4 separate regions of the Homo sapiens genome follow, and all the other regions are linked to region 4. A link is an interaction called in ENCODE POLR2A ChIA-PET data of the cell type or tissue named here. Cell type or tissue: CD4-positive, alpha-beta T cell. All regions are shown on one strand. Each heading gives the region's core, and the rest is flanking DNA. Links, peaks and the distances in the headings are about the cores only. Region 1 overlaps LINC02390 (long intergenic non-protein coding RNA 2390). Region 2 holds the start of LINC02390 (long intergenic non-protein coding RNA 2390). Region 3 has its middle 4.7 kb from the start of CLECL1. Region 4 has its middle 18 kb from the start of CLEC2D.

Region 1 (6,102 bases), core at 2,075-6,074, 57 kb before region 4:
TGGGTTGGCAGCTATTTTTAAGGTAGATATATCTTTACCTTAAAAGTAAGCTATAGGGTCTTGCTATGTTGCCCAAGCTGGTCTTAAACTGGCCTCAAAAGGTAGAGAATATCTGGATATACTCTAAATTTATCTAGATGTATTGGATAGGTAATATGAAATGAAAATCAACTAGTAAGATGTATTCGATAATGATAATACTGAGGGAGAAGCTTGCATGAAGTAAAGACTAGGCTTTCAGCTTGAGTCATGTTAAGTGTAAAGTGCCTATTAACTATCATTGTAGGAATGTCAGGAATCCAGTTAGATACTTTAGGCTGGAAGTCAGGGGAGAGGCTAGGTCTAGAGAAATAAATGTGATTGTAAGCAGCCCATAGATGAGACCAGAAGACATTGCCTAGGAAGTAAGCACAGATAAGAAGAGGTACAAGGACTGGGGTATTCCAAACTTTAGGGGGTGGAAAAAGGAAAAGGAACCACAAAAGAAAGCTGAGAAGGACCACTGCAAAAAAAAAAAATAATAATAATCTGGGGTGGGGAGAGGGTTTCTTTTAAAGAAAGAATATCAGGGAGGAAGCAATCAAGTATGTGAAATTCTACTGATAGTTGAGTACGGTGAAAACTAAGAAGAGATTTTTTTTTTTTTTTAAATAACTTACTCTCTGAAACCAGGCAAAAGCAAAATTTTCACAGAAGCTTAATAATATGAAGTGGAAAAGCTCTAAGTAGCTTTAATGAAGAGCAGTTAACTCCACAATCAGCTTGTTTGACCAAAGCTTTTAGATTAAGTAGCCAATGCAATTCTGAAGGTAGAAACAGAACACCAACCTTCTCTGGAACCCAGAATAAGTATAAGCCAGAAAATTACCCATTGTTTCTCTTAACAGTTCTGGCTTGAATGTGAAATGGGAAAAGTTCCCTTATCCCCTTGCAGGGTGTGAGATGGGGGTGTGGCTGGCTTCTTCAGTGCCTCCCTGCTCAAACCTCTAGGGGAGCTTACAGGCGGGCAGGCTGTGGGGTTCAGATCCCACAGCAATGTCTAGGGGTGAATGTTTGCAGCTGAAGCCCCAGTAGGCATGTGTTACAGTGTGCTCTTTTAGTTTTGCTCTTCTAGTTTAGCCGCTCTAGGTGCCTTGTGTTAGTCAACTCAATTAGACCCCTGCCTTATCACAAGGACAGTGGACTTTCTGTATCCTGAGGTTCTTGCCTTGGTGTACTGGAAGAATCAGATCACATATGGGCTTGGAGAATGAGTGCAAGGTTTTATTGAGTGGAAATAGCTACCAGCAGATGGGAGAGTCAGAAGGGAGATGGTTTTCCCCTGAAGTCAGGCTGCTCAGTGGCCCAGACTGTCCTCCAGCTGCCCCAGCCAAACTCTGCATTGTTCTGTCAGTCAGTGGCCTACCAGCATGCTGGTGCCTGTCAGTGTGTTCCTCTCAATGTCCAGCCACCTATGTGTTCCTCTCCCTGTGTGTTCCTCCGCTGATGTGCTCCTCTTGATGTCCAGTTGCTTCTGTATCTGCCTTGCTAGGGTCTCAGGTTTTTGCAGGCACAGGATGGGGGCATGGCAGGCCAGGGTGGTCTTGGGAAATGCAACATTTGGGCGGGAAATACCTGTTCTCAGTTAGGTCCGTGAGTGTGGAGCCCTAGCCAGGACTAGCCAGGGTATGGAGCCCTAGCCAGCCATGTTCTTCCCTTCCTAGCACTCCCATATTATTTCCCCTCTCTGAAGAGGTGTATCTAACTGCCATGAGAATATGGACAATGACTGGTCTTAGCTGCTTCCCACTGACAGGGGGCATTCTTTTGGGGTAAACTGCTGTCGGATGCTTCCGAGAGGTCTACCTGGGGGTTCCTAGCAAAGCGGAGCCATCATCTGAGGCTCTGGTTGCCTGAACATTTGGAGTTTGATGGCTTCCAGGCATGAGAGAAAAAACAAGTTTTATAAGGTTAAGTATGCATGGGTTAAACATGTGTATTATTAAAGGAAAGAATTTAGTGCCAAATATTACAGACATAAGAAGAAAATATACTAACAATAACATTGTACCCCAAGTTGTTTCACTCTGTTGAAAGAAATGAAACCTTGCACAGGAGCAAATAAACTTTACCAGAGAGATAACTGTTCTTGAAATATCTTTAGCAACTAACAGGTGTACCCTGGGAATTCTAGGGTTTGTGGGGTTGCATGGTGGCCATTAAAGCTTTTGCTCTTTTGCGTATTTCCTCTCTCTTCCTGGGCCTCCCTGTCTGTATTATAAAAGACCAAGGTAGCCACTTTCAGGAGGTCCTCTAATGTACTAGCTGATCCCAGGGATCGTTTCTGCAACTTCCTCCTGATATCAGGAGCTGCCTGAGTAATAAATTTATACTAGCCTTCCACTATGCACACCTGAAAGTGTGTGCTTCTCCAGTCTTCCATCTCATCATTGGGATGCCATTTAGGGTCATTCACTGGTACTGCTTCTCTTCCAGTTGGAGAATATTCGTCCCCTTCCCTGACGCTATATGTGATACAAAGCTCATTCCTAAATCTCTCTGCTGCTTGCAGAGTGGACTGTTTCTCAGTGTCCATCAGGGTCTGATTCAAAAGTAACATAATGTCTTTTCAAGAGAGTTCAAATATTTGGGTGAAATTCTGGAGAGCCTCTATCTATAAGGGTCATCTGAAAACCTGTCAATATCCTCCTTAATTTGCTTTAAGTCCTGTAGGGAGAAGGAGACCTGGACCTTACTGGGCCCAAATTCACTGGGCATCTGTTGGAGGGGCAGGAGTGAGACTGGGGCTTGTTTAGAGTGAGGATTTCTAGGAGGGGGCAAGTGAGAGGCTGAAGCTGGATAGGGAGGTTGGGATAGACCTGGAGGAGCAGGGCTTGAGGGAGCTGGCTCCCCTGTTGGGGGTGCCTCTGGGACTCATATCTTTAATTCTCTAGGCTTGCCCCTTGCAGCCTTCCCTAAGATGGCAAACAGGAGGGCTAGATCTATCTTACATTGTTAGCCAAGGTCTCGATTGCCTTGCAAGATATAGAAAGCCTGCATATATGTGGCCTCAGACCATCTGTCCTCATGTCTGCAGAAAAGTTCCAACTGCCAAGTGGTATTGAAATGAATGGTTCCTTCCTGAGGCCAACTCAGTCCTTCCTGTAAATCATAATTTGGCCAACCCTTTGTGCGTAGGGCTATGAGGTGTTTTTCCTCCAGATTCTGAGGGTCAAAGCCGTCCCAATGGTTCAGGATACACTCCAGAGGAGTATAAGCTGGAAGTGGTGAAGAGAACTGGTTGCCCATTCTGAAAGACAGGGAACAGAGGTGTCCATCATTCTCTTCTTTCAGCAAATACTCAGGGTGTGATGGAGAGAGAAAGCCAGTGTCCCCCTTCACTTTCCACCTTTTGTCCCTGAGACCCAGTGACCTTGACCTTGGCAAGTGACATAGGTACCAATGCGGTAGGTACCCATGAAGTAGAGAAAATCCGGAGAATAGGAGTTAACTGCCCTTATCTATGCCTTCTTTTCTCCCTGCTGTTGGCAAACTTTGAGTTCCCTGGGCCTGTTTATGTCACGAAGCAAGGCCTCCTTCCATGGGGTGGAGGTTTCAATTGGCAGAAATTGGCTGCCCATTTATATTGTGCCCGTTGCCTGGCTTTGGATCCCTCAGACCTGGTTTTCCTTTTTAGGACCTCAGCCTGAAGCTTGGAATCAAGTTTGGGACTGAAAAGGCGTTTCAGAAGCTGTTTGTGTCCATTTAGAGAGTCTCAAGTATGCCCTGCTGAATTTGCAGTTCTCAGCCAGCAGGGGTCGTTTCACCGTTAACTTCCCTATCAGAAACAGTGTTAGAATGGGGAGCCCTCTCACTTAAAAAACAGAAAAATAGCTTAAGGGGCAAAAATGGGAGAGATTCTGAGGGAAGAACCACTTGCTTAGTGCAAGTGGGCCCTCCTAATCCTTATAACTTTCCCATTCTTCCCCCAGTTCAGACCAGATTTAATTCCTTGGCCAGGGGAGGGAATGTTCCATTGGCACGGCAGGTAAGAAGCACCTTGTACAGTCCTGGTTACTGCCCCAGCTTCCTCCCACCCTCCTCGTGGCTGCTGAACTTGGCCTTTGCCTGCTGTGGGCACACCCAGGCACCCGAAGTGGGAGGAAAAAGGGTAACGGGAGGTGCCCTGAGCCATGTGTACCTGTGGCTGTCGACATGGAGGCATACATGGCACCTCCAGGAACAATTGGTCTGACTTGCATCTTTGTTGACTGAGCCAAATGCTCATTTTACTTAGTAAAATTGCTGCAGCCTGTAACAAAACTCTTAACACTATAAAGAAAGAGATAGCCATTTTGAACCATGTGAGAGAGAAAAGAGACAAAGAGAAAACAGAGCATCTTACCCACAGAAAGAGAAGTGGCAGGGTTTTGGAAGAAAAGCAGACCCCATAGTTTTGTATTTGCTCATACTCAACTTCTGAGATCCTGGAAAAGCCCCCATTTGAAATGGGAAAAGTTCCCTTGCCCCCTTGCAGGGCATGTGATGGGGGTGTGGCTTGCTTCTTCAGTGCCCCACTGCTCAAATCTCTAGGGGAGCATACACAGACAGGCAGGCTGGGGAGCTCCAACCTCATGGCAGTAGGGCAGAAGTGGAGCCCTAGCCAGAGACCACACCCTCATCTACCTAGCACTTCCCTTCCCCCACTGCATATCATTTAAAGGGACCATGTTCTTCCCTTCCCAGCACTCCCATATCAAATGTATGTGTAAACATTTAAGAAATCTTGGCTTTAATTCTAATAAAATGATAAAATTACTATGTAATTTTAGATGCTAATACTTCTAATTTTGTATAAAACTTTTATAATCTTTATCCTTCATAATTTTTAGATTGGTGAGATTTGCCAGAACTTTAAACTGGTATCTACTGCATGCCTACATCGTAATTTTATTTAGTCATTTTACTAGAATTAAAACTAAAATTTCTGGTACTCCAATTAACCCTTCAGCTTTTTCAAATGAACATAAAATACATCTATGCACATAAATTAGAAAATCTAGAAGAAATGGATAAATTTCTGGACAAATACACCTTCCCAAGACGGAACCAGGGGAGAAATTGAATCCCTGAAAGACCAACCATGAGTTCTGAAATTGAGCCAGTAATAAATAGCCTACCAACCTCCCCAGAAAAGCCCAGGACCAGATGGATTCACAGCTGAATTCAACCAGATGTATAAAGAAAAGCTGGTACCATTCCTACTGAAACTATTTCAGAAACTTGAAAGAAGTGACTTCTCCCTAACTCATTCTATGAGGGCAGCACCATCCTGATACCAAAACCTGGCAGAAATACAAACAAAAAGACAACTTCAGGCCAATATCCTTGATGATCATATGCAAAAATTCTCAACAAAATACTGACAAACTGAATCCAGCAGCACATTGAAAAGCTTATTCACCACGATCAAGTCGGCTTCATCTTTGGGATGCAAGGTTGGTTCAACATACACCAACCAATAAATGTAATTCATCAGATAAATAAAACTAAAGACAAAAACCACATGCTTATCTCAGTAAATGCAGAAAAGGCTTTCAATAAAATTCAATATCCCTTCATGTTAAAAACTCTCAATCTACCTGGTGTTTAAGGAACAGGCATCAAAATAATGAGTCATATATGACAAATCTACAGTCAATATCATATTAAATGGGCAAAAGCTCAAAGAATTCCCCTTGAAGACTGACACAAGACAAGGATAACCTCTCTCACTACACCTTTTCAACATAGTATTAGAAGTTTTGGCCTGGGCAATCAGGCAAGGGAAAGAAATAAAGCATATTCAAAGAGGAAGAGAGGAAGTAAAATTGTCTTTGTTTGCAGATGACATGATTCTATATTTGGAAAGTCCCATCATCTCAGCCCAAAAGCTTCTTAAGCTGAGAAGCAACTTCAGCAAAGTCTCAGGTTACAAAATCAATTTGCAAAAATCACTAGCATTCCTACACACCAGCAACAGGCAAGCAGAGAGCCAAATCACAATTGCTACAAAGAGAACAAAATACCTAGGAATACAGCTAACAAGAAAAGTGAAGGGCTTCCTCAAGGAGAAGTACAAAC
Region 2 (6,102 bases), core at 125-4,124, 52 kb before region 4:
ATCAACCTAAATGCCCATCAACGATAGACTGGATAAAGAAAATGTGGTACATATACACCATGGAATACTATGCAGCCATAAAAAGGAACAAGATCATGTCCTTTGCAGAGACATATATGGAACTAGATGCCATTATTCTTACCAAACTATCACAGGAATGGAAAATCAAATACCACATGTTCTCACTTGTAAGTGAGAGCTAAATGATGAGAACACATAGATACCTAGAGGGAAATAACAAAAACGGGGGCCTACCAAACAGCAGAGGGTGAAAGGAGGGAGAGAATTTAAAAAATAATGGATACTAGGCATAATACTTGAGTGATAAAATAATCTGTACAATAAATCTCCATGACATGTGTTTACCTATGTAACAAATCTACAAATCCTGCACATGTATCTCTGAACTTAAAAGTTAAAAAAAGCAAATGAACATAACTTAATCCCTATTCCTCTCTATATGAAAATTGTGAAATAACTGTGACAATGCAGCAACATTTTCACAAGAAATTGTTCAAGGCCTTGGAGCATAGAATATGTAATATTTGTGAAGAAAGTGTCATAATTATATACAGAAAATATTTATTGGAAGTTCTCCTTGTGCAATTAAAATTCTAAAGATGTAAAAATCAAGTATTTCATATTAATAAAATATTAAAGTACTATGAACTTACCATAAATTTGACTCTGATTTGGCAATTACCTAAAGAAAATACAAGATATGTCTTGTAAACTAAATGATTCATCATTGAAAATAAATGTTAACACATTGTTTAACATCACTAGTTTTCTAGCTCCTTCTTTCAACATAAAATAAGCTTTAATGTAACTTATAAATGTATTCAATTAAAGAGTAACATTAAGGTGGAAAATATCATACATATGTTCACCTTGCTACTAAAACACAATACATAGAATATGTTGAGGTCTCCACTGTAGAATACGCAAGTCAATAAAATCAGCAAATAAAATTGACAAAAGGTGACTATTTCTCATTAAAAAAAGAAAATCATTTACACTTTGTCTTAAAGTTTTAAAGCAGGATATTCCAGTTTTAAGACAAAGAAATGACAAATATGTATACATATATATATATATGCGGGCAAGTGTTCTTTTGACATTAAAAGACCTAGGACAGGCTGAGCTCAGTGGCTCACAACTATAATCCAAGCACTTTGAAAGACCAAGGCAGGTAGATTGTTTGACCCCAAAATTTTGAGACCAGCCTTGGCAACACGGTGTAACTCTGTCTCTACAAAAAATTCAAAAATTAGTCAGGTATAATGGCACATGCCTGTGGTCCCAGCTGCTTGGGAGGCTGATGTGAGAGGATCGCCAGAGTTTGGGAAGCTGAGGCTGCAGTGAGCTATGATCATGCCACTGCACTCCAGCCTGAGCAACAGAGTGAGACCTTGTCTCAATAAATAAATAAATAAATAAATAAATAAATAAATAACCTAGCACAAATTATTTTAAGAGTGTGTGTGTATGTGTGTATATATAAATATTTTTTACAAATATCCTCCAGTAGTATGAAGTTGATTAGTACAATGGAGGAACAACATTTAACAGCTGTCTTATGCCTTAAGGGACATAAATCTTGATTGTCCATTCATAGATATTGTATTTAAAGGAACAATAACTTTACTCTATTCAATTTAGTAGCAACTTCTCCAGAATGGATTGCAGTCAGAAACTGTCAGATCTCTTTTGGGTGAGAACTTTGGAACGTTAAAAATTCTGTCTCTTAAAAATGAATGATGGTCAGGTAGTTGGATGCAGTAATTAGGATTTCTGTTTATTATAAGTAGAGATAATTTTTCTGGGTTGTCTACTAGTTTAGTTATAGAACAAGTCTTCTCTTCCTCTGTGTTGATTGGAACCTTGGCAGATACACCTTCACTGATTTTACTGAAATTTACTGTTCCACTAAAGTAAGGGTAAAAAGAGAAGGAACAGAATAGAAAACTTTCAGTCTTCAGATTTAATGCTACCAACTCATTAGCAGACCCAGTTTTCAGAGTTACTAGAGGAGTAGAGATGTCTACAGATTTCTGACTAATGTCATCATTAGTTTTCTTTTTAAATTATGCTGTGGAGGAAAGTTAGTTATTTTACATAAGAGAGAAAGGGTTTGCTCTGAGAGAAGCAGCATATAACTTTCCACCTCTATATTTTAATGTACCTTTTGAGTAGGGTTAGGAGCAGTGTTGGTGATATGGGTGGGAAGCAGGGAAATACTGGGCAGAAGAGGGCTGTCCCAAGCAAGAGCCACACATCCTCAAGCCTGGGATCACAGACCAAAATGAGAACATGCATTTCCTGCTTTCCCACTCACATGTTGCTTTTTGGCCCACCCCACACCCCATCCTCTACCCATAAAAACCACAGGCCCCATCACCAGAGTGGCAGAGCAGCAGAGCAGCGGAATAGCAGAGTGACAGAGAAAGAAAGAAAAGAAGAAGCAGCCGGATGTCAGAGAGAAGCAGTTTGAGCTCAGAGGGACAGCTTGATGGTGGGACCTCGGAGAAGAGTTTGTCTGAACTCCAGGGGAATACCACCTTCCCATTCCATCCACTTTCCAGCTCCCTATCCCGCTGAGAGCCACTTCCATCCCTCAATAAAATCCTCCACATTCACTACCCTTCAATTTGTTTGCATGACCTGATTCTTCCTGGACGCTAAACAAGAACTGAGGTACCAAGAAGGCAGGTCCAAAAGGCTGTCACCCTGACCCTCCACTGAGCTGTTAAATACTTGTCATCTGTGGATAGAAAAGCTAAAAGAGCACACTGTAACACTCACCCTCTGGGGCTTGAGGGGTCATGGGAACTCCCCTAGATGTTGCCATGGGGCAGCACAGAGTTCTACTCCTGCTGGCACACAGAAGCCCTCATCCTGATCCCTACACCCACTCACCTGTGAGTTTCCCCTCCCATGAGGGGTTGAGAGCTGTGGGCTGAGTAAACAAGCCAACCCCTTTGCAACTCCTGCAAAGAGGCCAGGGAAGTACCCCATTTCATCAACACTCTTGGCAGGTGCCAATGTCCTCTCATCTTTTCTGCTTTTGCAAGAAAAAAAAGAAATTGATTTTTTATGTAGATTTGAAAACTTCTAGGTTTTAACTCCAAAATATTGTTTATATCTCCAAATTTAGCACAAATGGAGTTGTACCAGTCTCTCTCATTCTGGAGTAGGTTTTAGAAGATTAGTCAATGCACCTTCAGCCATGCTCAGTGCACTGTGTGCCTGATGCTTCATTCCTAGGTGAGACTTTGGCCTAGGTGAGTAGTCATTCCAGCTCTCAGTACATACTTTCTTTTCATTGTATTTGAAGGTTTAGGATTGAATTTGTAGTCATCTATAAAATGGATGATTCTTTATACAAGAAGTAGTTGCAATTTTATCAATCCCTTCCAAAGGAGTAAAGAGAGCATCATTACACTGTGCCTTTTGCCTTTTTTTTTTTCCTTTTCTATGTTTGGGTTGATTTAATTTTGGGTTCAATATTGATGAAACAATTAGAGTAATTTCCTTGGAACACCTTCATGATCAGTTTTACATACCTGATAATTTGATCATCTGCCAACTTCCATGACAACATCATTACTTTTGGAAACATCTCTTACATTGATCTCTGTTCTCCTAACCCCATTGTTCATATTATTTCCTGTGTTAATTGGATACTTATTTCATTTCATAATTCTCTTTATTTGAACCCAACAACTTCGAGATTCTTACACAATTGACTACCATCTCTTCGTTGTTTATATGATGTACCATAACATGTGGTTCTCCATCTGTCTTTATAGTTTCTTGTTTTACTCCTTGGAGTTTTGTGAGAAATCTCTAGCACCACTGTCATGGACTTAGGATCTTTTTTTGGAGGGGGCCATATTTATCCTATCTCTTGGCATTGCACTCAGTTCATTTTTATCTATATCTCTTCAATTCTGGATTAAGTGTCTATTCCAAATTGTAGTGATGCTATAGCTTCATTAGACATTTTTGGGCAATCAGAGATAGAGGTTTCACTTGTCAGTATGAGGCAGAGCACTGTTCATAATTTCAGCAACACTTTGGGAATTCACTACGTAAGAAGGTCCTACCCCTTGGATGTAGGCAAGTTCATGTTGCACGCTTTGGGAATGTAGGTTCAAAGGCAATAGATCTTTTGTCTTCTTAGGTGAATCTGATGGCAAGAGTTTGAAATATGCAGTTTGGGCATTATACCGAACCTCATAAAAGTCAGATAAGGCTTTCTTGTTAGATGTGTTGCAGGAGCACTTGCAGTTTGCTCCTGCTTTTTGTCATTTGGAAAAAACAACCTAATTTTAAAACTGTCAAGTGAAGTGTGATGGCTAATTTTATATGTCAACTTGATTGAGATAAGGTATACTCAGCAGGGAAAGCATTATCTCTGGATGTGTCTATGAGGGCCAGTGTGACAGAGCTCATATTTTATAAAAATATGTTTTTTCTGTGATCTGATATTTCATGCAAATGAATCAACATTATTTTAACAAAGCTGTATTTTAGTTCTATTCTCTTTTGTTTGCAGAAAACTGATAAGAGAAGTACAATCATATTGGGCTTTAGATCTTAGCCTCCTGCCAAGGAAATTATGGAATCTTTGTGAATTGTGGTTGGTTACATAGTTTCTAAGCCAGAGATTGTTTCCTCTTCTTACCTATGTAGGAAGTACAAGCTTCCTAGTATTCTCTTCTGCAAGCTAGAGAACCAGGAAAGCCAGTGTTGTAATCTAGTCTGAGTCGAAAGCCTTAGAACCAGGAAATGTCTTCCTGACCAATACATGAAGTATTATTAAAATATGCCTAAATAAAACAAAGCATAATTCTCAGTGTAAGGCCAAAGGTCTGGGAAACTGGGGAACTCCAATGTCTGAGAGTAGAAAGAAATGGATGCCCTAGCTTTAGAAGAGAATAAATTTACCCTACCTGACTTTTTGCTCTGTTTGGGTAAGACCTGCACGGATTGGATGATGCCTGCCAACATTGGTGAAGGTAGATCATCTTTACACAGCTTAGTGATTCCAACATCAATCTCTTTCAGAAAAGCCCTCATAGACACATCCAGAGATAATGCTTTCCCTGCTGAGTATACCTTATCTCAGTCAAGTTGACATATAAAATTAGCCATCACACTTCACTTGACAGTTTTAAAGTGTTTTCAAAATGACTATTACTTAAAACAGAAAGCCAATCATCTTTTACATAATTGAGACCCACCCTGAAGAATAAGAGATAGCTGTAATATATTTACAGTTCACTGCCTTTCAAAGTGTTTATTCAGAATTATACTAGAAGTAATTTCATGAAAATAATATTGTGCAACCTTTTCATTCTATTTCAATGAAAAGCAGGCATGAACATTACTCAAGCTTGAAATTTTACTGAAAAGTAAACATTTCAATTAAGCTTAAGGAAAAAAGAAATTTCCTGAGATTTCCAGTGTATACAGAAGTGTCTTTCCATTAAGAATAATTAAAAGTTAAAAAATATGCTGATAACTTGCCACAATTGACAGAATGCAGATTAATAGGATAAATGGCAAACAAATCTATAAAAATGCATGCAGAGAATCAGAGTGATCACCCCACCAAGCAATGGGGTATAGATGGTGATATACCCTTGTCCTTAGGGGAGAGGGAGATGGGGAAGTGTGGGTGATTTTGGGGGAAGAGTAAATAATTTGGGGAGAACTTAATGGGGTGAAGATCACATAAATGGCCTGGGACAAAGTCTACTGGGCTTGCAGAGAAGACAATGGTTTGTGAGAAAAATCTATCCAGGTGGGTTAAGAGACTTCATTCTTTTTCCTACAATATGACTTCAGTTAATGAAAACCCATGGAAGGCACCAGAATTAACTGTTTTCTTATTTGGTGAGTCTGAACTTAAAGCAGATAAAGGAACTTCAGAGAACTTCCTCCTGTGCTCTGGGAAAACAGAGGATTAAGAAACAGAGGTTGAGGAGGAGGTCAGAGAGACCTCGAGTCTTCTTTAGTTCCACCTGTCAAATCACTATATGTTAGGGTATCCGTTTCTGAGCCCCAACAATAGTTTGGAAATATATTCTCCCA
Region 3 (6,102 bases), core at 857-4,856, 87 kb before region 4:
ATTTGCCTCTAATCAATACAATACAGCAAAGGTAATGGTATATGCATGATTACATGAATGGAATGGAATGTGCCTAAGATTATAATAACTGTCTGCCAGAGGGGACTCTTTTCATGGCTGGCTTTGAGAAAGCAAGGTGCCATGTCGGGAAAGTCCTTACAGCAAGAAACTGAGGGCTACCTCTGGCTAGTAGCCATCAAGAAACTCAGGCCCTCAGTTGATGGCCCACAAGGAAGTGAATGCTGCCAGCAACCATGTGAGCCTAGAAGCAGATCCTTCCCCAGATGAGCCTCAGAGGAGATGAGAGCCACAGCCAACACCTTCACTGCAGCCTTGTGAGTCTCTGAAGCGTAGCACCTACCCAAGCCATGCCTACACTCCTGGCATACAGAAATTATGAGATAACAAATGTGCATTGTTTTAAACCACAAAGCTTAAGGTAATTTGTTATTTAGCAATAAAAAACTAATACCGTATGGGTTCAATATGGGGGAAAACTGGGGAATTAGTAGAAAATATATACAAGGAGCCCCTTGAACAACCAAACGGCAACCCTGTATGTCTACTGAAGATTGGAAGTTTATTGCCTGGCATTACTGAACCAAAAGGAGCCTGAATTCAGAGTAAGAGTCTCTAGGCAAGGCTAAGGGAGGACGTGCTTTACTAAAGACAGAGGAATTAATTGAAATTCTGAATAACAGACTTGCTTTTGAGAGGTGACAGCGTGCTGGCAGTCGTCACAGCCCTCGCTCGCTCTCGGCGCCTCCTCTGCCGGGGCTCCCACTTTGGTGGCACTTGAGGAGCACTTCAGCCCACCGCTGCACTGTGGGAGCCCCTTGCTGGGCTGGCCAAGGCCGGAGCCGGCTCCCTCAGCTTGCAGGGAGGTGTGGGAGGGAGGGGCGCGGGCGGGAACCGGGGCTGCGCGCGGCGCTTGCGGGCCAGCTGGAGTTCCGGGTAGGCGTGGGCTTGGCGGGCTCCGCACTCGGAGCAGCCGGCAGGCCCTGCCGGCCCGGGGCAATGAGGGGCTTAGCACCCGGGCCAGCGGCTGCGGAGGGTGTACTGGGCCCCCCAGCAGTGCCAGCCCACCGGCGCTGCGCTCGATTTCTCGCCGGGCCTTAGCTGCCTTCCCGCGGGGCAGGGCTCGGGACCTGCAGCCCGCCATGCCTGAGCCTCCCACCCTCTCCGTGGGCTCCTGTGCGGCCGGAGCCTCCCCGATGAGCGCCGCCCCCTGCTTCACGGCGCCCAGTCCCATCGACCACTGAGGACGACTCGCTGAGGAGTGCGGGCGCAGAGCATGGGACTGGCAGGCAGCTCTACCTGCAGCCCCGGTGTGGGATCCACCGGGTGAAGCCAGCTGGGCTCCTGAGTCTGGTGGGGACGTGGAGAACCTTTATGTCTAGCTCAGGGATTGTAAATACACCAATAGGCACTCTGTATCTAGCTCAGGGTTTGTGAATGCACCAATCGACACTCTGTATCTAGCTACTCTGGTGGGGCCTTGGAGAACGTTTGTGTGGACACTCCGTATCTAGCTAATCTGGTGGGGATGTGGAGAACCTTTGTGTCTAGCTCAGGGATTGTAAACGCACCAATCAGCACCCTGTCAAAACAGACCACTGGGCTCTACCAATCAGCAGGATGTGGGTGGGGGCCAGATAAGAGAATAAAAGCAGGCTGCCCAAGCCAGCAGTGGCAGCCCGCTCGGTCACGCTGTGGAAGCTTTGTTCTTCTGTTCTGTGCAATAAATCTTGCTACCGCTCACTCTTTGGGTCCGCACTGCTTATGTGAGCTGTAACACTCACCGCGAACATCTGCAGCTTCACTCCTGAAGCCAGCGAGACCAGGAGCCCACCGGGAGGAACTAACAACTCCAGACGCGCTGCCTTAGGAGCTGTAACACTCACCTTGAGGTTCTGCAGCTTCACTCCTGAGCCAGCGAGACCCCGAACCCACCAGAAGAAAGAAACTCCGAACACATCCGAACGCCAGAAGGAACAAACTCCAGAGGCGCCACCTTAACAGCTGTAACACTCACTGCGAGGGTCCACGGCTTCGTTCTTGAAGTCAGTGAGACCAAGAACCCACCAAGTCCGGACACAGTTTGACATCTCCTAATTGACTTCAATATCCTCGACAATCAGGCTTAAGGCACCCAAGAAGAAAATTGGAGAATTTCTCTTTGAAAAAACTGACCTGCTTCATAATAAAGACCTACAAATATTGAGATTAAGAAGAAATAAATAACTTCTGCCTGAACATCCAGTGATGTCCACTGATCCCAGACACAGAAATTCCCTTCGCTTATTTAGTACCTCAGTCTTGCATGCTGTTAGACACTTAAGGACTACTAGATATTTAGAAAAGTCTCCAATAAAAGTAAGAGATCAGGCCGGGCCCGATGGCTCACACCTGAATCCCAGCACTTTGGGGGGCTGAGGCAGGCGGATCACCTGAGGCCAGGAGTTCGAGACCAGCCTGGCCAAGATGGTGAAACCCCATCTCCACTAAACATACAAAGAAATTAGCTGGGTGTGGTGGCACGTGCTTGTAATCCCAGCTACTTGGGAGGCTGAGGCAGGAGAATCGCTTGACTTGAACCTGGGAGGTGGAGGTTGCAGTGAGCCGAGATTTTGTCACTGCACTTCACCCTGGGCAACACAGCAGAACTCCGTCTCAAAAAAAAAAAAAAAAAGATCAAAACAAGTACACATAAGATGAAGTTCAAATTAGAATTGATCGTAAAAATGAAAGAAAGACTTAAAATATTCTTATAATTCATAATCTCAGGTGTGGGGAAAGAAAATAGTATATCACTTAAACAAAAAGAGTAAACTATAAAAAAGATCACAACAAGAAATAATCCTTGAAAATTAAAATTATAAGAAAATAAAAAAACAAATTCTATAAAATGGGTGGAGGAAAAACTTGAGAAATTTCCTAGGTAATAAAATCTAAAGAGGAAGAGATAAAAGAAAAAGTATAATAATAGTAGAATATCAACCCAAGAGCACTAATATTTCACTAAAAGGAATGCTAGAAAAAAGACATTAGAATAAAGATACGAGGAAAATTAGGAAATAAGTATAAAAAAATTTCTCAGAAGCTAAGGGTGTGAGTTTCCTGTTTAAAGCTTCACATTGAATGCCCCATGGAAAGGACAAAAATAGACTTAAAAGACACCTCACTGCAGAATTTCAGAATTGTAGGAATAAATACAAGATTCTGAAAGTCTCCAGATAGAAAAGTTAGGCCTCAGACACAGGATCAGAAATCAAAATCATATTGTGTTTTTTAACAATTATGTCATCTGGCAGAAAGTGCAACTAAAATTCAGAGGAAATCTGATAACAGATCTCAACTTTTGTATTCAGTCCAACTATACTTCAGGTACATAAGAACAATAAAACTCTTTCCAGCCAAATTACTGAAAACTGTTCTCTCTCTTTTGCTCTCTCCCATGTAACTTGTCTTTGTTAACAAAACTCTCTTAAGCAAATTTATGTGCTTACAACTAAATGTCTCTGAGTTACCTTTGATATCATTTACTAGCTAGAGAATACTGGTACCTCCACTTTTGTGTAAACCTCAATGTTTTAAATCTACATTTGAAGTTACTGATTTCTTTTAAGTTAATATTTTACTCTTTATTTTAGAACATATTTCCTCTTTTTGGAACTGCACAACTTCCTTTTTCTTAGCCTCCCCCAAAATGTCGTTAATTTTTTAGTACACTGTACTGTCTGTTCCGCATCTTTGACATTTTAATGCTGTTAACACTTAATCTCTTATTGTGCTGTCATCAGTAATCACCAGGGCCATTCAGAAAGATCAGACCTTGGTAGCAGGAATAAACTATCCCTGAAGAGGAGGTGAGATGAGTTCATACGTAGCAAAAATTAAAAACAGGTTTCAAAATTATGAAACTTATCTCCATGTAAGGTAAATTAACTGCCTGATAGTCTTTAAATGAAGACAACCAACATAACATGCTTTAAGCGAAGACCACAACATCAAGGCATCTGTAAACATAAATCATAATATCCAGCATCTAATCAGGAATTATTCAACATGCCAAGAAACAGAAGATATGAACAATAACAAGTAACTGTGTAAATTTTTAAAAAGTACCATGAAGTGACAGAAATGAAGAAACAAACATACAAAGATGTTAAAACACTTTTATGACTGCATTTAGTATTGGCTATGTAAGCACATTCTTCTTTTCAAACTAAATATAAAAAAAACCTTCCTTTTCAAAAACTTAATGACACAAACCACTACTGAAAACATATACATAAATAAACATGAAGCCCCTCCATTAAGAGAAATATACTTCTGTGCAATTATTGTCTTTATCTTCACCTCCAGGATCTCACAATTATGTGTCTGTGTCTAAGTCAGATTTGGATATGACCTGTGGTCCATCAATACACATGTAAATTTTAATTTAAGCACGTCTAACACAGAGAGAAAATATAATAGGATAACCTTTGTTAAAAAAAAATATAACATATAGGCCAGGCACGGTGGCTCAACGCCTGTAATCCCAGCACTTTGGGAGTCCGAGGCGGGTGGATCACGATGTCAGGAGATCGAGACCATCCTGGCTGACATGGTGAAAACCTGTCTCTATTAAAAATACAAAAAATTAGCCAGGCGTGGTGGCGGGCACCTGTAATCCCAGCTGCTCGGGAGGCTGAGGCAGGAGAATGGCGTGAACCTGGGAGGCGGAGCTTGCAGTGAGCTGAGATCGCGCCACTGCACTCCAGGCTGGGCGACAGAGGGAGACTCCGTCTAAACTATTAAAATATATATATATATATATATATATATCGCATATGAAAGAACTGTGTAAAAATAAACATTAGTGATTTTGAATTCATTAACTAAGTCTTTGCGCTGTACATAACAAGGACTCGTTGCCCTGATGCTGCAAAGCCAGTCCTTGATAACCCAACCTGGGGATGATATTGGTGAAAATGATGGAGTAGATCTGCTTTCACCTCTTCTATTCAGCATCATGCTGGAGTTTCTTGCCAAGGGAATAAAACAAGAATACGAAAGGAAGAAGTGAAACTGTCTTTATTTGCAGATAACATGATCTTGCATATCATGTCATCCTAAAACATTCACAACAGCAATAAAAATTAGAGGTAATAAACAAGTTCAGCAAGATTACAGGATAAAAATCAATATAAAATAGTAATAGTGCTTTTACAGACTAGCAATGAACAATCCAAAAATGAAATTTAGAAAAATCTTTGTTTACAATAACATCAAAAATAATAAAATAAAGAATAAGTTTAATAACAGAAGTGTAAGAGTTATTCTGTGAACAATGCAAACCATTTCTGAAATAGATTAAGGAATATCTAAATAAAGGAGAGATTCTGTATTTATGGATTGAAAAAATGAATATTACTCAGTTTGCACTATTCCCAAAATTGATCTGCTGAATCCCAGCTGCCTTTTTCATGGCAGAAATTGACATACTTACCCTAATTTTTTAACACTCTTTTAATACTCTACATGCTAGTAATTTTTTTACTTTTATATGACTAGATCATCAGTCATATTTTTCTTTTTTGAGACGGAGTCTTGCACTGTCTCCAGGGCTGGAGTGCAATGGCGCGACCTCAGCTCACTGCAACCTCTGCCTCCTAAGTTCAACCCATTCTTCTGCCTCAGCCTCCCAGGTAGCTGGGATTACAGGCGTACGCCACCACGCCCGACTAATTTTTTATATTTTTAGCAGATATGGGATTTCACTATGTTGGCCAGGCTGGTCTCGAGCTCCTGACTTCATGATCCGCCCGTCTCGGCCTCCCAAAGTGCTGGGATTACAGGCATGAGCCAGGGCACCCGGCCCATCAGTCATATTTTTCATATGAATAAAAGTCTACTTTTTAGTGAAAAATGATTATTCTCATTCTGGAAAACTGTTATAGCCTAATTATAACATTCAGCATAGCATAACTGATTTGGTAATTCAACACATAATTACTGAGCGGCTGTTATGTTTCACACAAAACTAAGTGATGAAAATAAAAATAATAAAATGTGAGTCTTACCCTCAAAATCTAGACAGCATAGTTGAATTAT
Region 4 (6,102 bases), core at 1,321-5,320:
CCTACCTAGTCTCAATATAGCAATTAAATGATTATTCTACAATGAAAGTCACATCAAGACATTCCTCTCGTACAACTTCCCTCATCTAGTCTCCCTATTGCACTGAAGGTCAAAGCCAAAGTCTTTAACTGACCCTCAAGGTTCCTCCGTTCCTGATTCCCCATGGTATCACTCTTCTTCTCCATCTTCACTTTGCTTCACCTACAGCAGCCTCCTTGCTCTTCCTCAAATAAGCCAGGAAGAGTCCTCCTTCAGGCTTTGGTCTACTTGTTCTCTGCCTGGAATAGGTTCCTTCACATGGTTCCTCCATCTCTTTCAAAAGGTTGCTGAAATGTCACCTTCCTAAGAAGGCTTAGTTTTGTCAACCTATTGCAACCTGTTATACCTCCACCCTTATTTATTTTTACTTGTGTTTTTCTGCTGGAATATAAGTTCCAAAGGGCAGGAATTCTTTTGTGTGTATTTTGTTTGCTGATGTAATTCAAGCATTTCACACAGTGACAGGCACATAATGGAGCTTAATAAATATTTATTGACAACAAAAACATATGGAGAATATTGTACAGTTTGGAGAACAAGTAACTTACCTGACAAAACAATAGAAAGTGCAATCACACTTGTAGTCAGGACTGCAATGATGAACAAGCAACAATAAACCTTGACAGGAGTTACTGGAGATATAAGTGCTAGACATTGTCTTTGCAGAGTTTTATCTGTAAAATAGAAACATCAGAATCTCAATCTCAGGAATATCGTAGGGAGAAAAAATTTATCATAGAATCAACACTAAGATCAGATGTACTTCAATTCTCCTACTGCCAACTCCTTTCACAAAAGGGCTTGGTTCATAAATGAGAATAATGGCCCAAAGAGGGCTAGAGATAAAAATCGAATTCTCCCCACCCCCAGGGAATCTTCCAGTTACTGGAAAAAGAGTAGAAATTGGGATGAAAAAGAAACATACACAATCCAGATTTAGCCCCATAGTAAAGCAGCTGGTTAGAAGCAACAAGGGAAGCAGAAAATAAATCAATGTAATTCACCATATTGACAGAATGAGACAAGGGACAACATATGAGCATCTGAATAAATGCAGCAAGAGGATGTGAAAAGCTTAATATTCATCCACGATAGTAAGACTCAACAAATTAGAAATTGAAGAACTTTCTTCAACCTGATAAAGGGCATCTACAGAAAAACTACAACTAGCAACAACCTTAACGATGAAAGAATAAATGCTTTCCCCCAGTGACATAGAACAAGGCAAGGATGTCTGATCTCTCTCACCAATCCAATTTAACATTTTACTGGATGTCCTATTAGGGGCAAAAAGGCAAGAAAAAAGAAATAAATGTCATACAGATTGGAAAGAAATAAAAGCATTGCTATTCACAGACAACACAGTTGTCTGCATGTAAAATTCTAAGGAATCTACCAAATGGCTATGAGAATAAATGAATTTGGCAAAGCTACAGGATTACCTATGTTCATATATAAAAATCACTTATATTTCCATATTCATAATTATGAAGTGGAAATTTAAATATAAAAACAGTATCATTTATAATAACATGAAAGATATCAAATAAATATATCAAAATATGTTTAGGATCAGTATGATGAAAGCTGGAAACCAAAGGGACAAAGAAATCAAAGCAGACTTGAATCAACAGAGAGATATAAGATATTCATAGATTGGAATATGCAATATTGCTGGATGTCAATTATACCCAAACAGGTTTAGAGATTCAGTGCAATACTGATAAACATTGCAGTATGAATTTTTTGTAGAAATAAGCAAGGTAATTTTAAAATTATATGAAAAAGCAAAGAACTAGAATAGCCAAACAATTTTGAAGGAAAAAAAAATGGCCAAATTTGGAAATCAGGGAACCTGCTTTCGTAATTTACAAAGTAATAGAAACAAAGACAGTATGATATTGACAAAAGAACAGACACATAAATCAATGGAACAGAAAAAAGGTTTCAGAAACAAATCTAAACGTGTATCATCAATTGACATTTGACAGACGTGGAAAGTAATCAGGTAGGTAAGGGGTAATATTTTCTGAACATGTAGTGCTGGAACAATTGAGTGTCCTAATGCAAAACAGTGAACCTCAGCTCACACCTAATACCTTATAAGAAAATTAACTCAAAATAAATTTTAGACTCATATATAAAGCCTCAAACCCTAAAACTATTAGAAGAGGAAAATTACATTTTTGTGAACTTGAATTAGGCAAAAATTTCTTACATACAACACCAAAAGCATTATCAATATTTTAAAAATTGATAAATTGAACTTTAACGTAATTAAAACTCTCTGCTAGAAAAAAAACCCTGAAAAGGGAATAAAAAGACAAGCAAAGGCAGAAAAACATCTCTCTAAAAAGCGACTTGTATCTAGAATATATTAAGAACTCAAAACTCAACAATAAGAAAACGAAAACTAGATTAAAAAGTGGGCCAATGATTTGGAGATATACTTGATTAAAGAGGATATATGAATAGCAAACAAGTGCATAAAAACATGCTTGAAATAACCAGCCATTTGAGAAATACAAATTAAAACCATGAGTGACTACTACATGGTTATTAGAGTGGCAAACAAAACAGAAAAAGAAACAACTGCTGGTGAGGAAGGGATGTGATATGGTTTGGATCTTTGTCCCCACCCAAATCTTATGTTGAATTGTAATCTCCAGCGTTGGAGGTGGGGTCTGGTGGAAGGAGATTGGATCATGGGGGCAGATTTCCCCCTTGGCACTGTGTCATGATAAGAGTGAGTTCTCGTGAGATCTGGCGGTTGAAAACTGTGTGGTGCCCTCCCTCACTTCCTCTCTTCCTCCTGCTCTGGCCAAGTGAAGTATGGACTCCCCCTTTGCCTTCTGCCATGAATTGTAAGTTTCCTGAGGCATCCCCAGAAGCTGAGCAGATGCCAGAATCATGCTTCCTGGCCAGCCTGTGGAATGGTCAGCCAATTAAACCTCTTTTCTTTACAAATTACTCAGTCTCAGGCTATTTCTTTATAGCAGTGAGAGAATGGACAGGATGCAACTGGAATTTTCATGCATCATCACTGGAAATGCAAAATGTTATGGGCATTTTGGAAAACAGTTAAGCAGTTTGTTATGGTAAATGTAAATTCACCACATGCCCTAGCCATCCTATCCCTAGGTATTTAAACAAGGGAAGTGAAAACTTGTGTTTACCCAAAAACCTGTAAGGAATATTTTACACCAGGTTTATTCATTATCACAAAAAACTAGCAACAACTCAAATATGCTTCAGCTGCTGAAGAGGTAAACAACTATTCCTCAGCCCTAATAAAAGAAAAAACTCGATCACACATTCACAATTGTCAATTTCTTACTGTGTGTTAGCTGGCCAAACTTTTGTCAGGTTTTTCTCCTCCCCACAGGCCCTACACGTGTTTGCCCGCAAGTTTGCCTAAATGCCTCAAAGCACAGACTTGCAAAAAACATCCTGCCTTAACCTGACCACAGACCACATTGCACCATTTCCTGCTGAAACGCCTAGACTTTGCCTGCTCTCTCCCACACCACTAACTTTTTTTTTTTTTTTAAGACAGAGTCTCTGTCGCCCACGCTGGAGTGCAGGAGCATGATCTCGGCCCACTGTAAGCTTCCACCTCCCGGGTTCATGCCATTCTCCTGCCTCAGCCTCCCGAGTAGCTGGGACCACAGATGCCCACCACCATGCCCGGCTAATTTTTTGTATTTTGTTTAGTAGAGACGGGGTTTCAGCAGGTTAGCCAGGATGGTCTCAATCTCCTGACCTCGTGATCCACCCGCCTCAGCCTCCCAAATTGCTGGGATTATAGGCATAAGCCACCGCACCTGGCCTAACATATTTTTGAAATCAGTGTTATTCCTATTGCAACAGTCCTTTTGAATAAAGTTTCTCCCTAAGTCCAGACTTGTTTTTCTTTGACAAATGATACATACTATAATACAGATGACTTGAAAATGCATTATTGCTAAGTGAATGAAGTCAGATTCTACATTTACCTACTGCAAGATTCCATCGATGTGACATTCTGGAAAAGCAAAAGTGCAAGATCAGAAAACAGATGAGTGGTTGCCAAGGGCTAGCGGTAGAGGAAGAGACATTCTACAAAGGGACATGAGGGAATTTCGAGTGGGTGGGTATGGCTCTATATCTTGACTTTTATGGTAGTAACATGAGTATATATGTTTACCATAGAAATCTACACCAAAAGAGTGAATTTTACTGAATATAAATTATAATACTTTAAAAGTCCCTGCCAACTTTCGTCCGTTTAATATACATCTACAAGAATAACAGGGAGCTTCAGCTTAAATTCTAGACAGGGGGAAAGATGGGTAAGATTGGATGATCTTAAGCAGTAAATATCGTTTGGATTTTGGCTCATATAAAAATATCAACCTTTATTCTTTCTGGTTCTACACTAACGCAAAATTGTCTTAAAGGTTCAGAATACTAAGACTTCCGTAATTCTTTTTCATTGCTACTAGGGTAATGTGTAACTCTCCCCTTAAAACTTCCCCCAAATCTCCCATTTGCCTCTCTTAATAATCTTCTAAATGTGCCTGCTTTCTCTTCTTCTTTTTTACATCTCTAGCCCCTCCTACTAATACTGAGACAGCCAGGTGGGAAGGGGTCCCTGGAGAAACTCCAATTAGCCTGCCCACTGAGGTGGAGCCTTGGGAAGTTCACAAGGTTTGCAGCAGAGAGAAGCCTGAGCCTGGCCCCAGTTTTTCATTTGTAGAACCTGGGATTCAAACTGTCAGGTGGGAAGCGCTCCGGCGGAAGGACTCTGGCCCTGCAAGAGTACCTGTTTCCCCCTTTTTTTCCCTTTTTCACCCAATAAAACTCTGCTTCACACACCCTTTAAACCATCTGCGAGCCTGAATTTCCGTGGCCGTGGGACAAAGAATCCCATTTTTAGCTGAAATAAGGAAAAGTCCTGCAGCAATATTCCCACATGCATCTTGTTCCACTTCTCTCTTGCTCACTTATTTCTCTTCTACCTTTCTTACAGTGTGTCCTGACTCCCGCAAATTCATACCACTCTTAAGGTACACACTGAACACAATAACTCTTCAGACTTCTAGTTGGAAAAACAACATTAGGAATTATCTCTCAGAAGAACAGAGAAATAAAGCATTATTACTGATCAAATTTTAACTCAGTTTCAGGATCTGAAAAACTTAAATCACAGGATGCATTTTAAAAAACAAGTTTCACAACTGTACCAGGTAACAAATATTTAGTTTCGGTTCTGTAAACATTCTTTAGAATATAACATTTGGCTTAGTTAGTAAGAATATAACTTAGTAGGAATGTAACTTAGCCAAAAGTTACATTTGTAACATCTAAAAAATGTTAGAACGTACTGCTCCGGGACACAAATTTAAGAAGACCGATTTGAGTAATAATAAAACTCCCATCACCTGCAAAGCCGGCTCTGCGTGAATTACTCTTTCTCCATTGTAATCCCCGTCTTGATAAATCGGCTCTATCTAGCAGACAAAGTGAACCCACTGGACGGTTACAACAGTACCATGAATGCTAAGAGCTAGGAGCAACATGTTACAAAAACAGTGGCATCCCTTAAAAACAAGTTTCCCCAAGAAAGGTGGGAGGAAAATAGGGGCTCAGGACAGTTGCAAATAGATGTCTATCTTCCAAATAAAATGCCAAGTCTTCTTGAGGTCACAGCATCCACAAGTTTCCAACTAGGCTGGAAAAACAAGTTGGATCAGAGAGAGGTTGGGGGAGGGCCCGTGGGTGGCCCTGAAGCAGGCCACTAGGACGCCGTTTCCCTCTCTCCGCCCTTCCAAAAGCCCTTAAGCCACAGACAGCCGTGGCCCGTCCAGGGGGCACTCCCCTCTCAGGTCCCCCAAAGTTCTGCAAACTCTGACGACAAAGGCAAGTCAGAGTCCCGTGACATGTGGGGAGGCATCGCACAGATTTTTCTTTTCATGGCCTGGTCAGAGAGAGTGCTCACCCAACCGAGAAGGCCCTGGCGGGGTCACACTGGCTAAATAAAAAGCGCCTTCTTCTGCTTTTTTCGGAGCTCCAGGTGACGGC

The links. Peaks named below come from ENCODE experiments on the same cell type or tissue, not always from the same donor. Only the 100,000 strongest peaks of a DNase experiment are listed, where the experiment ranks them.
Region 1: POLR2A ChIA-PET joins it to region 4 with 113 read pairs; 13 of 35 experiments call an interaction of 5 or more read pairs at or near these places.
Region 2: POLR2A ChIA-PET joins it to region 4 with 71 read pairs; 13 of 35 experiments call an interaction of 5 or more read pairs at or near these places.
Region 3: POLR2A ChIA-PET joins it to region 4 with 16 read pairs; 13 of 35 experiments call an interaction of 5 or more read pairs at or near these places.

The regions. Positions count from the first base shown.
Region 1 is chr12:9,706,059-9,712,160 of GRCh38, reverse strand. LINC02390 (long intergenic non-protein coding RNA 2390) reads right to left here. Exons shown (of 2, transcript XR_931347.3): 2 at 1,243-3,289. It also overlaps a transcript of CLECL1 not described here. Among named protein-coding and RNA genes, the nearest start is that of LINC02390, 5.7 kb to the right of the region's middle. RefSeq lists an enhancer at 1,356-1,445 and a silencer at 4,513-4,612. In CD4-positive, alpha-beta T cell, for the core only: CTCF peaks have their summits at 3,612 and 3,817 (motif pointing right); DNase peaks (open chromatin) are centred at 3,790, 4,613 and 5,850; H3K4me3 peaks cover 628 bases; H3K27ac peaks cover 1,245 bases.
Region 2 is chr12:9,698,730-9,704,831 of GRCh38, reverse strand. It overlaps LINC02390 (long intergenic non-protein coding RNA 2390), which reads right to left and starts at 1,448. Exons shown (of 2, transcript XR_931347.3): 1 at 675-1,448. CLEC2D (C-type lectin domain family 2 member D) reads right to left here. Exons shown (of 5, transcript NM_013269.6): 5 at 5,279-6,102. It also overlaps a transcript of CLECL1 not described here. RefSeq lists an enhancer at 2,611-2,660. In CD4-positive, alpha-beta T cell, for the core only: no CTCF peak of the experiment used is centred there; DNase peaks (open chromatin) are centred at 2,381 and 2,911; H3K4me3 peaks cover 566 bases; H3K27ac peaks cover 2,507 bases.
Region 3 is chr12:9,734,751-9,740,852 of GRCh38, reverse strand. No RefSeq gene overlaps it. Among named protein-coding and RNA genes, the nearest start is that of CLECL1, 4.7 kb to the right of the region's middle. RefSeq lists a cis regulatory region at 162-414. In CD4-positive, alpha-beta T cell, for the core only: no CTCF peak of the experiment used is centred there; a DNase peak (open chromatin) is centred at 3,349; H3K27ac peaks cover 1,698 bases.
Region 4 is chr12:9,648,294-9,654,395 of GRCh38, reverse strand. It overlaps the pseudogene LOC374443. Among named protein-coding and RNA genes, the nearest start is that of CLEC2D, 18 kb to the left of the region's middle. RefSeq lists enhancers at 3,516-3,695, 5,595-5,774, 5,815-5,884 and a silencer at 4,471-4,520. In CD4-positive, alpha-beta T cell, for the core only: no CTCF peak of the experiment used is centred there; DNase peaks (open chromatin) are centred at 2,785 and 3,485; H3K4me3 peaks cover 4,000 bases; H3K27ac peaks cover 4,000 bases.